Regions from separate parts of the Homo sapiens genome. Here region 2 is linked to region 1. A link is an interaction called in ENCODE POLR2A ChIA-PET data of the cell type or tissue named here. Cell type or tissue: PC-3. All regions are shown on one strand. Each heading gives the region's core, and the rest is flanking DNA. Links, peaks and the distances in the headings are about the cores only. Region 1 overlaps TWSG1 (twisted gastrulation BMP signaling modulator 1). Region 2 overlaps RALBP1 (ralA binding protein 1).

Region 1 (5,381 bases), core at 285-5,284:
TTTTTAAGTGAAGTCATGAAATTTATACAACTTCATTCAATTAGTGGCTAGAATTTGACCCCAGTTATGGTTAGGTATTCCTGTTTTGTAAACATTAAAATGAGAAATATAAAAGTTATTTTTCATTAAATTAACATTTTAATAATTACAGTTATTACTCTCTTAGAAAGAATAAGCCTATAATTAAACTTAGATAATTCTTTAGATTGTTTAATCAAAGGCATTATTATATCTTTCACTCTCAGTACCTGAATACAACTAGAAATGCTATTGCCCAAGTTTAATCATTGTTTGTAAAGGTAAAATTGGACTCATTGGCTAAGAGTTGCAAAACCAGTGACTTGGAATGCAATACTTAATTTTTTTTGTTGTCGCTTCAGCTGGTTAATGACTATATCTTCTGCTTCCCTAGTCTGCAAGTCACAGAGAAAGTGTGGTTGTTCCTCATGTGGAGAAGAGAAGGCTGAGAATGAGTGGTTTCATGATTTCTGTGAGTTCACACAACTGCGGCTTTGAAACAAGGTCTTCTGACTCAAGGCTTTTTCTACCACCACTGCTCTTGCATGTTAGAGGCAAGGTAATATGGAATAAGACATCTTCTATGTGTAAATAACTATGCTAGATGTTCTTAAAGTTTGGTAGACACGTTGTTCAATAATTTTATGATGGAAAAAAATTAAAACTTTACACTAAATGGTAAACTGAAATTTATACATTTGAGCTACTCTCTATTGACCAGTATGAGTATTTAGAGAGAATTTGGCAAACTGTTTTCAAAGCTTATATGAAATGAAAGTCTGGCAGGATGAAAAGTTTGAGGGAAAAATCTAATCATTCAAAATGTATTTTACTACATTTATATTAAGGAAAACCTTCAATATGACAGAGAATTTCAAATTTTTAGATGCCAGAAGACAGATTCGATCATCTTTAGAGAAGAATCTTATTCCATATACAGTCACGCTTTATCGCTTAAGGATAGGGATACATTCTGAAAAATGCATCCTTAGGCAATTCTGTTGTTATATGAATATCAGTATATACTTATACAAACCTACATGGTAGAGCCTGCTATAACCCTAGGCTATATGGTATGGCCTATTGTTCCTAGGCTACAAACCTGTACAGCATGTTACTGTTCTGAATACTGTAAGCAATTATAACACAATGGTAAATATTTGCATGTCTACACATATCTAAACATAGAAAAGGTACAATAAAAATACAGTATTATAATCTTATGTGACCACCATCATATATGTTGTCTGCCATTGACCAAAATGTTGTTACACAGTGCCATGACTATACAACTGATGCTCTGGTCAGATATTAATTATTTATGCAAAATAAATTGAGGGGGAGTATATTTATCCAAGATTAAGATTAGACTTTAAGAGTTAACATTTATTGTATGAACTCCCAAATTTCTAGGCCAGAAATGGAAACTAACAACTTGAGGAAGAATCTTATTAATATTGACTCTCAGTTACTGATAAATATTTCCATTCTTGTTGCAAAGATCTGAGAGATTTGTTAACCCTGTTGCTATAATAAAACAAGGAAACGTCATTGAAAACAACATTATATTCTAGTAAAGATAGCAAATGACTTGGACTTACAAGATCTGGTTTTAAGCCCATAAGCTGTTTGCAACCCTGAGTCTCGGTTTCCCAGTCATAAAAAAGGAATGGTGTTCCTGGATTTTCCCTTACAAACTTGGGCATCCCAATGAGATAACGAATATCAAAATGCTCCGGTGACCCAGCAATCCCATTCCTAGGTATTTACTCAAGAAAAATTAAAACATAGGTCCATAAAAAGACCCATATGGGAAAGTATCAACATCATTCATAATTACTGAAAACTGGAAACCACGCAAGGTCCAACAATCAGTGAATGGATAAACAAATTGTAGTACATCCACACAAAGGAATCCTACTCATCAATAAAAAGGAAAGAACTACCCAACACACACAATAATATGGATGAATCTCAAAGCATTATACTGAATGAAAGAAGCTAGACAGAACAAAAGGCTATATACTGTATGATTCCTTTTATATAACATTCTGGAAAAGGCAAAACTATAGAGAAAAAAAATCAAATCAGTGGTTGCCAGGGGCTGAGGCTAGGGAAAAAGCTAGGTCCAGCTACAAAGGGGGCACAAGGGAATGCTTTAGGGTGATGAAAAATATTCTCTATCTTGATTGTAGTAGTAGTTACATGAGTACATGTTTGTCAAAAATCATAAAACTGTACATCTAAAAACAGTGAACAGGCTGGGAGCAGTGGCTCATGCCTGTAATCCCAGGATTCTGGGAGGCCAAGGTGGATGCATTGCTTGGGCTCAGGAGTTTGAGACCAGCCTGGCCAATACAGCGAAACCCCATCTCTACTAAAAAAATACAAAATTAGCTGGGGGTGGTGATGCGTGCCTGTAATCCCAGCTACTCAGGAGGCTGAGGCAGGAGAATCACTTGAACCCAGGAAGCAGAGGTTGCAGTGAGCTGAGATGGAGCCACTGTACTCCAGCCTGGGTGACAAAGCGAGACTCTGTCTCAAAAAACAAAAAAACAAAAAGACAAAAAAAAAAAAAAAAACCCAGCATGGTACACTGGGGTTTCTTCATAAATTTTAAAGAAATAAACCTAAACTGAAAAATATAAAGCATTAAGTTGGTATTAAAGCAATGCAGAAGACAGTTCTAACTCTGAAAATATATTGCTTTAATTTACTTTTAACCTAAAACTGAAATTTTCTAACCAAACATAATTTTTTTCAAAGAAACATAAAATAATGCTAGTGAAAATGTAAAACACAAAAGTTGTATATACCATAAAATTGTTAAAAATAATCTAAACAGAGAATAAAAACCAGAAGGAGCTATATCAAAATAGTAAGAGTAGTATGTGTTTGGATAATAGGACTAAGAACGTTTTACTCTTTTTTTCTACTTCTCTGTATTTTCTGAATTTGGGGGTAGAAAATATATTTTTATAATAGCAAATAAACATTTAATTTATTTGGATATTATGACTTCTTAAGATCCAGTTTAATTAATGTTTGAACAATTACAAAAGATATTTAAAAACACAAACTGAGGTTCTTAAATTAAGGAAACTAAGTATTTATAATGTCTTGAGCTAAAAAACAGAAATGTAGGAATAAATCTAATTAAGTATTTACTTGCATATTGTGTAAGCATAAGTAATCAATGAAGCATTATATTATACCTATGCTGACACTACTTTTACTTAGGTCAAATGAGTATTTTAAAATAAATAAATAAATAAATAAAATATTCAATTAGCCCCTATTCAAAAGAATAAACAATTATAATTAGATTGGGTTATAACAAATCTGTTTTGCCATAATACTCTTTAAGGAGGGCATCACATGAATCTTCAAACCCAGGAGAGAAATATCAACCCAACCTCATTAGCATGTTGTTCTTTACAAATTCTAACTGATTGGTAAACTTTTGTCCTGAAAATAACATACACTTGAATGAATCAGTATTGAAAAGAGTACTTATTTTTGGCTAAATAAGTCAGCATACAAGTTCATGTATATATATGAATTACCAAAATATATCAAACAGTGCCTCTTTCTCACATAAACCTAGTAACAAACATTTAGATGCTAATCCTACTTACTGTACAAGTCCCCCAGTGAATTTCTTTAAAAGAATCCAGCTGGAGTGAGTTGGGAGTAGGTACAGATGAGACTGACCACATGTTGATCACTGTTGAGGCTGAGTAATGGGTAAATGGGGGGGTTATTTTACAATTTTTCCTACTTTATGTATGTTTGAAAATGTCCGTGTGTCCCAGTGAAATCCTCATTTTGTTTTAACAATGCAACAGGTGAAACAACTAGTGAAAATAAATTTTAATCTCCATTTATATATTAGCAGCTACTATAACTGCATTAAACATTTGGAGGGAAACGATGTATTCTTTCTTTAAATTATATCAGGCCTAACTCATTACATTTGAACATTAATTTCAGAGATTTTCATGGGGTGTTAACTGAAGCAAAACAGGACAAAAATAGGTTAGCGCCACAACTTTTTTTTTTTTTGAGATGGAGTCTCGCTCTGTTGCCCAGGCTGGAGTGCAGTGGCACGATCTCGGCTCACTGCAACCTCCACCTCCTGGGTTCAAGCGATTCTCCTGCCTCAGCCTCCTGAGTAGCTGGGATTACAGGTGCACGCCACCATGCTCGGCTAATTTTTGTATTTTTAATAGAGACGGGGTTTCACCATGTTGGTCAGGCTGTTCTCAAACTCCTGACCTTGTGACCTGCCCGCCTCAGCCTCCCAAAGTGCTGGGATTACAGGCGTGAGCCACTGCACCCAGCCATGGCACCACAACTTTTAAGAGCAGGAAAATGGGATGAAGAGGAAAGAAACAATTTAGGAAAATAATGTTCACGAGAGAAAAGAGAAAACATTTTACATTGTAAACCAAAATATTACTAGTGTACTAACAAATCAAGATAACTATAGCAAGAGACTAAAGTTGAATCTAATTTGCACTGATTAAGAAAAAAAGAAGAAAAAGTTAATTCTTTAGTTTACTGTAATTAAGGAAGCCCTAAACTTACCTGAACTATTTATTTTTAACTTAAGACAAAATATACTTTTAAAAGCTAGAATTATTAATGAGAAGTAAACTATTTTAAAATTCCAACTTATTTCAGAAAACTTAAGATTTATTTAATAACTAAATCAATTTTTAGAATAAAAAAGCAGACTGTCAATTTAGCACATAAAAGAGCTAAATAAATGTTCAGACAACAAAGTACTAAAATGATGCATTATCTCTGAACCCAATTTTGAATATTTTCATGAAATACAATGTTTATGTCATCCTAAAAACTATCATAAATATTAGCCAAAGTACTCACAAGTTAATATAGGAGTTTTTCCACTCTTAATACAAAATGGGACTTGAGATTTCTGGGGTATAGCATAATATTGATCCAAATTTTAAAAATTATTTTCACAAAAGCAGCAGGGGAAAGTAGTAAAGATCTTCTTAAAGGAAAATCCCATATTACCAAATTTTTTTTTTCCTGAAACAGGATAACTAAACCCCTCATTATATGAGCAAGGAAGTACACCCAAGATGAATTTTACTTTCTTGATGTTTAAAGTTAGATTTCTTTCCTGTTAGAAGCACAAAATAAATATTTATATAGGGACCACCTTTAGGCACAGCAACTTGTAGGAGTGGCAGGAATGACTGTACTGCTTTGCAACCATGCTGGTAAAAAATATTTACATAAGAGCTTCCAGGGAAAATTTTTCATACTTAGTTATAAGTGTAGAGGATGCAATATAAACAAATGTTCTAATTTATCCTCATAGTACATCA
Region 2 (5,381 bases), core at 76-5,075, 190 kb before region 1:
GGCGCAGTGGCTCACGCCTGTAATCCCAGCACTTTGTGAGGCCGAGGCGGGCGGATCACGAGGTCAGGAGATTGAGATCATCCTGGCTAACACGGTGAAACCCCGTCTCTACTAAAAAATACAAAAACAATTAGCCGGGCGTGGTGGCAGTCACCTGTAGTCCCAGCTACGCGGGAGGCTGTGGCAGGAGAATGGCGTGAACCTGGGAGGCGGAGCTTGCAGTGAGCTGAGATCGAGATCGCGCCACTGCACTCCAGCCTGGGGGACAGAGCGAGACTCCGTCTCAAAAAAATAGTTCTTTAATTCTTTTCCTAGAAAACTTGACAAATGATCAATAATCCACTTTCAGTCCATGTGATGTTTTGCAGCATGGCTATGAGTTTAATTTCTACCATGTCTTTCTTTTAGGGCAAATTTTGCTGATTTAGAGTTGACAAGATTACTTGCAGTTTTTAGTAATTTTACCATGATTATTTCACCCCATCTGCTTTTTAGTGTTAATATTACCAATAATTGTTGCTAGTTGGATACAAGACAGCTACTGAGTAGTATTTTCAGTAGTTCCATGGGAAGAGCCACCACCTCGCCAGAGGCTCCTGAGCCGCGTTTGGGTGCGGGCCCACATTGTCCTGCTGTTCCCAATCCCCAGGAGATGCCCGGCCGTGGACAGGAGAGCGCAAGCTGGTCCTCCAGCACCGTGAGGAATTCAGCGTGGACAAGAGGAAGTTCCGCAGGGAACATCCCACAGGCAGATGCTGAGGGGAGGGAGAGGGAGCCAGGAGGGCATCCACAAGGAAAGGGGAGCCCTAGCAAGCTCAGGCTAGAATAGGGGCTTGTCCCACTGGCTGGGCAAAAGGCCAAGGGATAACAGGGGTGGACACTGTAAGACTGCTGGCCCACCTTCCTGGATGGTCATTTACTGAGATTTTCCTGGTTTTTCTGTTGTAGCTTTTAAGTATCTAGTGAAATGTTGTTGGACATTTAGAAAGTTTCCTTTTTTTTTTTTTTTTTTGAGATGGAGTCTCACTCTGTTGCCCAGGTGGGAGTGCAGAGGCACAATCTCGGCTCACTGCAACCTCTGCCTCCCGGGTTCAATCAATTCTCCTGCCTCAGCCTCCTGAGTAGCTAGGATTAGAGGTGCACGGTGCCGCGCCTGGCTAATTAATTTTTGTATTTTCAGTAGAGACAGGGTTTCACCATGTTGGCCAGGTTGGTCTCGATCTCTGGACCTCGTGATCCACCCGCCTCAGCCTCCCATAAGTGCTGGGATTACAGGCATGAGCCACCGCACCCGGCCTGGTGCCTGTTTTCCAAAAGTTAACATGTGGCTAAGTCACCTGGGGACTTGGTTCAAATGCAGATTCAGATTCCATAGGTCTGGGGTGGGGCCAAGAGACCTGGCCTTCCTGAGACTGAAGCCATAATGCAGTCTGTTGGTGTAGGATTTTATCTTTGCCACGTTAAACTCTTTGCATAATTTTGATATCTTAACCCACAATGATCAGAGATTTTAAACATTTAATATTTATATTTTACTTCCTTGGCTGCAAATCAGCACTTCCAAACTCTACATGTCAAAGCCCACATGACCACTAGTGGTCGTCATGGCTTGTGGTGGTCACGGCTTGTGGGGGTCACAGCTTGTGGCTGTAGTGGCTGCTGCGGCATCACTGCCACCCTGGGGGCAGCCAGGGTCAGTCATGGACAGGGCACAGCTGCCCCAGACCCATCCGCTTGGCTCAGTCTTTTACTAGCAAGCCGTGTCCCTTTGCGAGTGGTAGGTGGCCTGCAGGGATCAGTAGGAGGCTGTACGCTTGATTGGTGAATCTCCCCACAATTTTAATTTGAGGCAAAGAGCCAAACCTTGTCAATGCTGAGTCCTTCCTTCCCCTCCCCAGCTGGACCTACTCGATCCCTTCAGTTTCTTGGATTCTGCCCGACATTCACCTGCTTTGGGTGTTCTGTTTCCCTCAAATAACAAGGACTCCTTATCTGTGCAGCACTCAAGATCACAGTCACCTTTCACAGCGTGGACAGAGTTCACGAGTCAAAATACAGGACACTCAATTCAACTGCAGTTGCGTGGGACATACTTACAGTTACACTAAGAAAACATCCATCGTTGATCTGAAATTCTGATGTAAGGGAGAGTCCTGTACCTTCCATGGCCTCCCTACAGCAAGGTCAGCCTAAGTGGGCAGGTGTGAGCCTGCCGAGCTCTCCACCATGGCTCCCTCTTCAGGGAGTTCCTTCCTGGCCTCGCCAGCCTGTGGTGCAGTATGCGTGAGGCAGAACTCAACCCTCCTCATTCGAGAGAACTTCCCATTCCTTCTCTCCGACTGCTCTCTGTCATTGGAACAGTCTTAACAGTAGTGAGATGATATGAGGGTTTTTATCCCCACATGAGAAACTCAAGAACTGCTGGTGTGACCCTTTTCAGAAGGCTAGAGCTGCCCTTCCAAAGGGGAGCTTCTTGCTCTAATTGTAGCTGCAGCGTTCAGCATCGCCTTCTGGTACCCAGGCTCTGGCCCCACAGGCAGGGGCCCCGCTGGCACCTCCATATCAGACACAGATCACGCCTGCTTTCCCTCCCAGATGCAGCAATTTTGATCCCGCAGGAACCTCTGAGCCCAGGGTACCCCCACAAACGCTTCATTCCCTCAGTCTCAGGGATGTGCGCGACAGTGGGGGCAATAGTGACCCATGCAGGCCATGTCACTGCTCTGAGCCTCAGTCTCCCGTCTGTAAAATGGTAGGCAGGCAGTCGGGCCACAGCTTATTCTGTAGCTGAGCCTTGAGGCTGAGAAATGAAACCTGCATCTTAAAGAATGCTACGTTCTTTCTTCCCCGACTCATCTCTGCACTATAAAGTTTAATGTTAATAACATGATGACTAAGTCACGGATCATGTCCTGTAGGGAAAATGAATTGGAGTATGACGCCAAAAGCCCTATGCCAGGTACTTACTAGCCATTATTTATCTAAGCAGCCTTTGGAAATCAAGATTATCTCCACCATTTTGCCAATGAAAAAACTGAAGTTCAACAAGACTGCTTTTGAAGGTTATGAAGAAAACCCAGACTTTCCTGCCTACACTGGGTGCGGTGGCTCAAGCCTATAATCCCAGCACTTTGGGAGGCCGAGGTGGGTGGATTGCCTGAGCTCAGGAGTTCAAGACCAGCCTGAGCAATACGGTAAAACCCCGTCTCTACTAAAATACAAAAAATTAGCCAGGCATGGTAGTGGTGTGCACCTGTAGTCCCAGCTACTTGGGAGGCTGAGGCAGGAGAATTGCTTGAACTGGGAGGCAGAGGTTGCAGTGAGCTGAGATCACACCACTGCACTCCAACCTGGGCAACAGAGTGAGACTCTGTCTCCAAAAACAAACAAATAAAAAAAGCCTTTCCTGCCTAAAGTCCACGTTCCTTCCAGTACCCGCACTGTTTGTCTAGAAGCCAGTTTCTAGCACGAGACCCGGGAACAGCTCAGCACGATGTCCGGTCACAGCACTTGACACTTGAGCTAGGCGGTGGGAGCAGAGGTCGGATGTCCGAGATCTGCTGGGGCTGAACTGAACACCTGTTGAATCATGCTTGTCTAGTAACAGCAAAGTCACCAGAATGCAGAGAATGAGCATCCATCACTTTGCAGGTTCGGAGGACCCGGCATGTGACGGGCAGCAGTACTCTTCCTGCTCTGCAAAAGAGCCCCTACATGTGGCATTTAAGGGCTTTCTGCCCCCTCCTCTGCCCAGGCTTGCTATCACGTCTCCTGGGTCTCCTGGGATCTAGTCTAGAACATTCCAGGGGGCACTGCCCACCTTCCCTAAAAGCTGTGGGATCTTATGCTGAAGCCTCTGCCTGCTAATTGACTCCGGCTTTTCCTTCTATCCCTCATGAGAACCATGGGCCAGGGCTGAGGCTGAACACATGGAATTGGGCACGGGTCCCCATCGAGAGCTCCAGAAAGCCCAGGCTGCATCTTGCTCAGCCTGGCTGGACGCAGAAGGTGTGTTTGTTCTTAAGATATCCTAATACATAACAAGCAATGTGCTCTTCACAGAAACAGCTGCAGTGAAAAAAAAAAAAGATCACACAGCACTAGAGCCCATCTTGGGAGGTGACCTCAGGTCTCACACCTCAGTATCTCCAGATCCCCAATGCTAAATGTACCCCATCAGGGCGTTTGAGACTTTCCATCAAGGAGAATTTAGCTATATAAATTTAACATTATAGATTTAACTACACAAAACAGAGAAGTCAGCTGTTTGTCTAAGCTTTCAATGACAGATATTTTAATTGTGGAATTTTTAAAGCAAACAAAGCAATGGAAACTTCATTTTTATTCTAGACCAGTCTATCCCAGACATGCTGATTATGGTTGGCTGTGCTGAGTCCTCATTTACCGTATGAAATGCAAATGTCTGTCAATTGCAATGCCTGGGGCCAAGCCAGGCCAGTGGACTTGTGTGCAGTTCCCACCGGAGCCAGGAGCTGCTCAGACAGCAGACCCAGCCCAGTCCACTGGGTTTTGCAAACACAGGCTCCCTCTGCAGCAGCATGGGCTTGTGGAAGGGAGGCATGCCGCCGCCAGCATGCATGCCAGGGGTCCGGGGTTCTCCCCGTGTCTGCAGAGGTGAGGGGTACAAAGTGAGCTGGAAACAAAACACTGTGTTCCCCCTTGGCCTTGAAGAAGTGCCTCAACCAACTCCTCGCCAGCTGCAGAGTACTCAATCTCCTCACAGAAAGAATGTGTACAAAAAAACTAGAAGCTTTTCTTTTTCCCAAATGGCTGTTGAATTTATTTGCTTGATCAATAATGGTCCTGGCAAAAATTAGTTAACCAATGCTGAGACATTTGTAATGAAATACTAATTTTAAAAATCCATGACACCTTGATAGAAATTAGAGTTTACACAAACAAAAAAGGAACCTTCGATATTGCCAGCAGCTATAAAGTGAACGTACTGAGACCGACAGGACAGCAAGAAGGCATTTGCACATTTATATCTGACACCCGACCATACTTTCAGTCACCAGAATATCTTCTCTCCAGATTTAAAAAAATAGTATGCTGATTTCTATAACAAAGCTTTTTTTCGTACAAAAATCAAATAATGGCCAACGAGTCACAACAGTGCAATAGGTAGAGGATTAAAAACTGCATCAAACAGGTGCTGAAAATAAATACTACCTAGGAGAAGGAGGTGAGAGCCCTCGTGTGGGGTTTGTTTTCGACCCCTTGAGTGTGTGTGGGGTTTGTCTTCCGAGCCACGAGCCTGGCCTGTCTCGCGGTGCTGTTCACTCTGACAGAGTGCGCCTGCAGCACGTTGCCTCCAGGGCCCAGCCTCCCAGAAGCCTCAGAGCATCAGAGCATCCGTC

The links. ChIA-PET counts read pairs that join two places held together with the same protein. Peaks named below come from ENCODE experiments on the same cell type or tissue, not always from the same donor. Only the 100,000 strongest peaks of a DNase experiment are listed, where the experiment ranks them.
Region 2: POLR2A ChIA-PET joins it to region 1 with 13 read pairs; 3 of 35 experiments call an interaction of 5 or more read pairs at or near these places.

The regions. Positions count from the first base shown.
Region 1 is chr18:9,348,842-9,354,222 of GRCh38, reverse strand. All of the region lies in intron 2 of TWSG1 (twisted gastrulation BMP signaling modulator 1), which reads right to left. Among named protein-coding and RNA genes, the nearest start is that of TWSG1, 17 kb to the right of the region's middle. RefSeq lists an enhancer at 5,182-5,351. In PC-3, for the core only: no CTCF peak of the experiment used is centred there; no DNase peak of the experiment used is centred there; H3K4me3 peaks cover 27 bases; H3K27ac peaks cover 499 bases.
Region 2 is chr18:9,537,000-9,542,380 of GRCh38, reverse strand. RALBP1 (ralA binding protein 1) reads right to left here. Exons shown (of 10, transcript NM_006788.4): 10 at 4,267-5,381. Among named protein-coding and RNA genes, the nearest start is that of RALBP1, 64 kb to the right of the region's middle. In PC-3, for the core only: no CTCF peak of the experiment used is centred there; a DNase peak (open chromatin) is centred at 2,910; H3K4me3 peaks cover 345 bases; H3K27ac peaks cover 2,457 bases.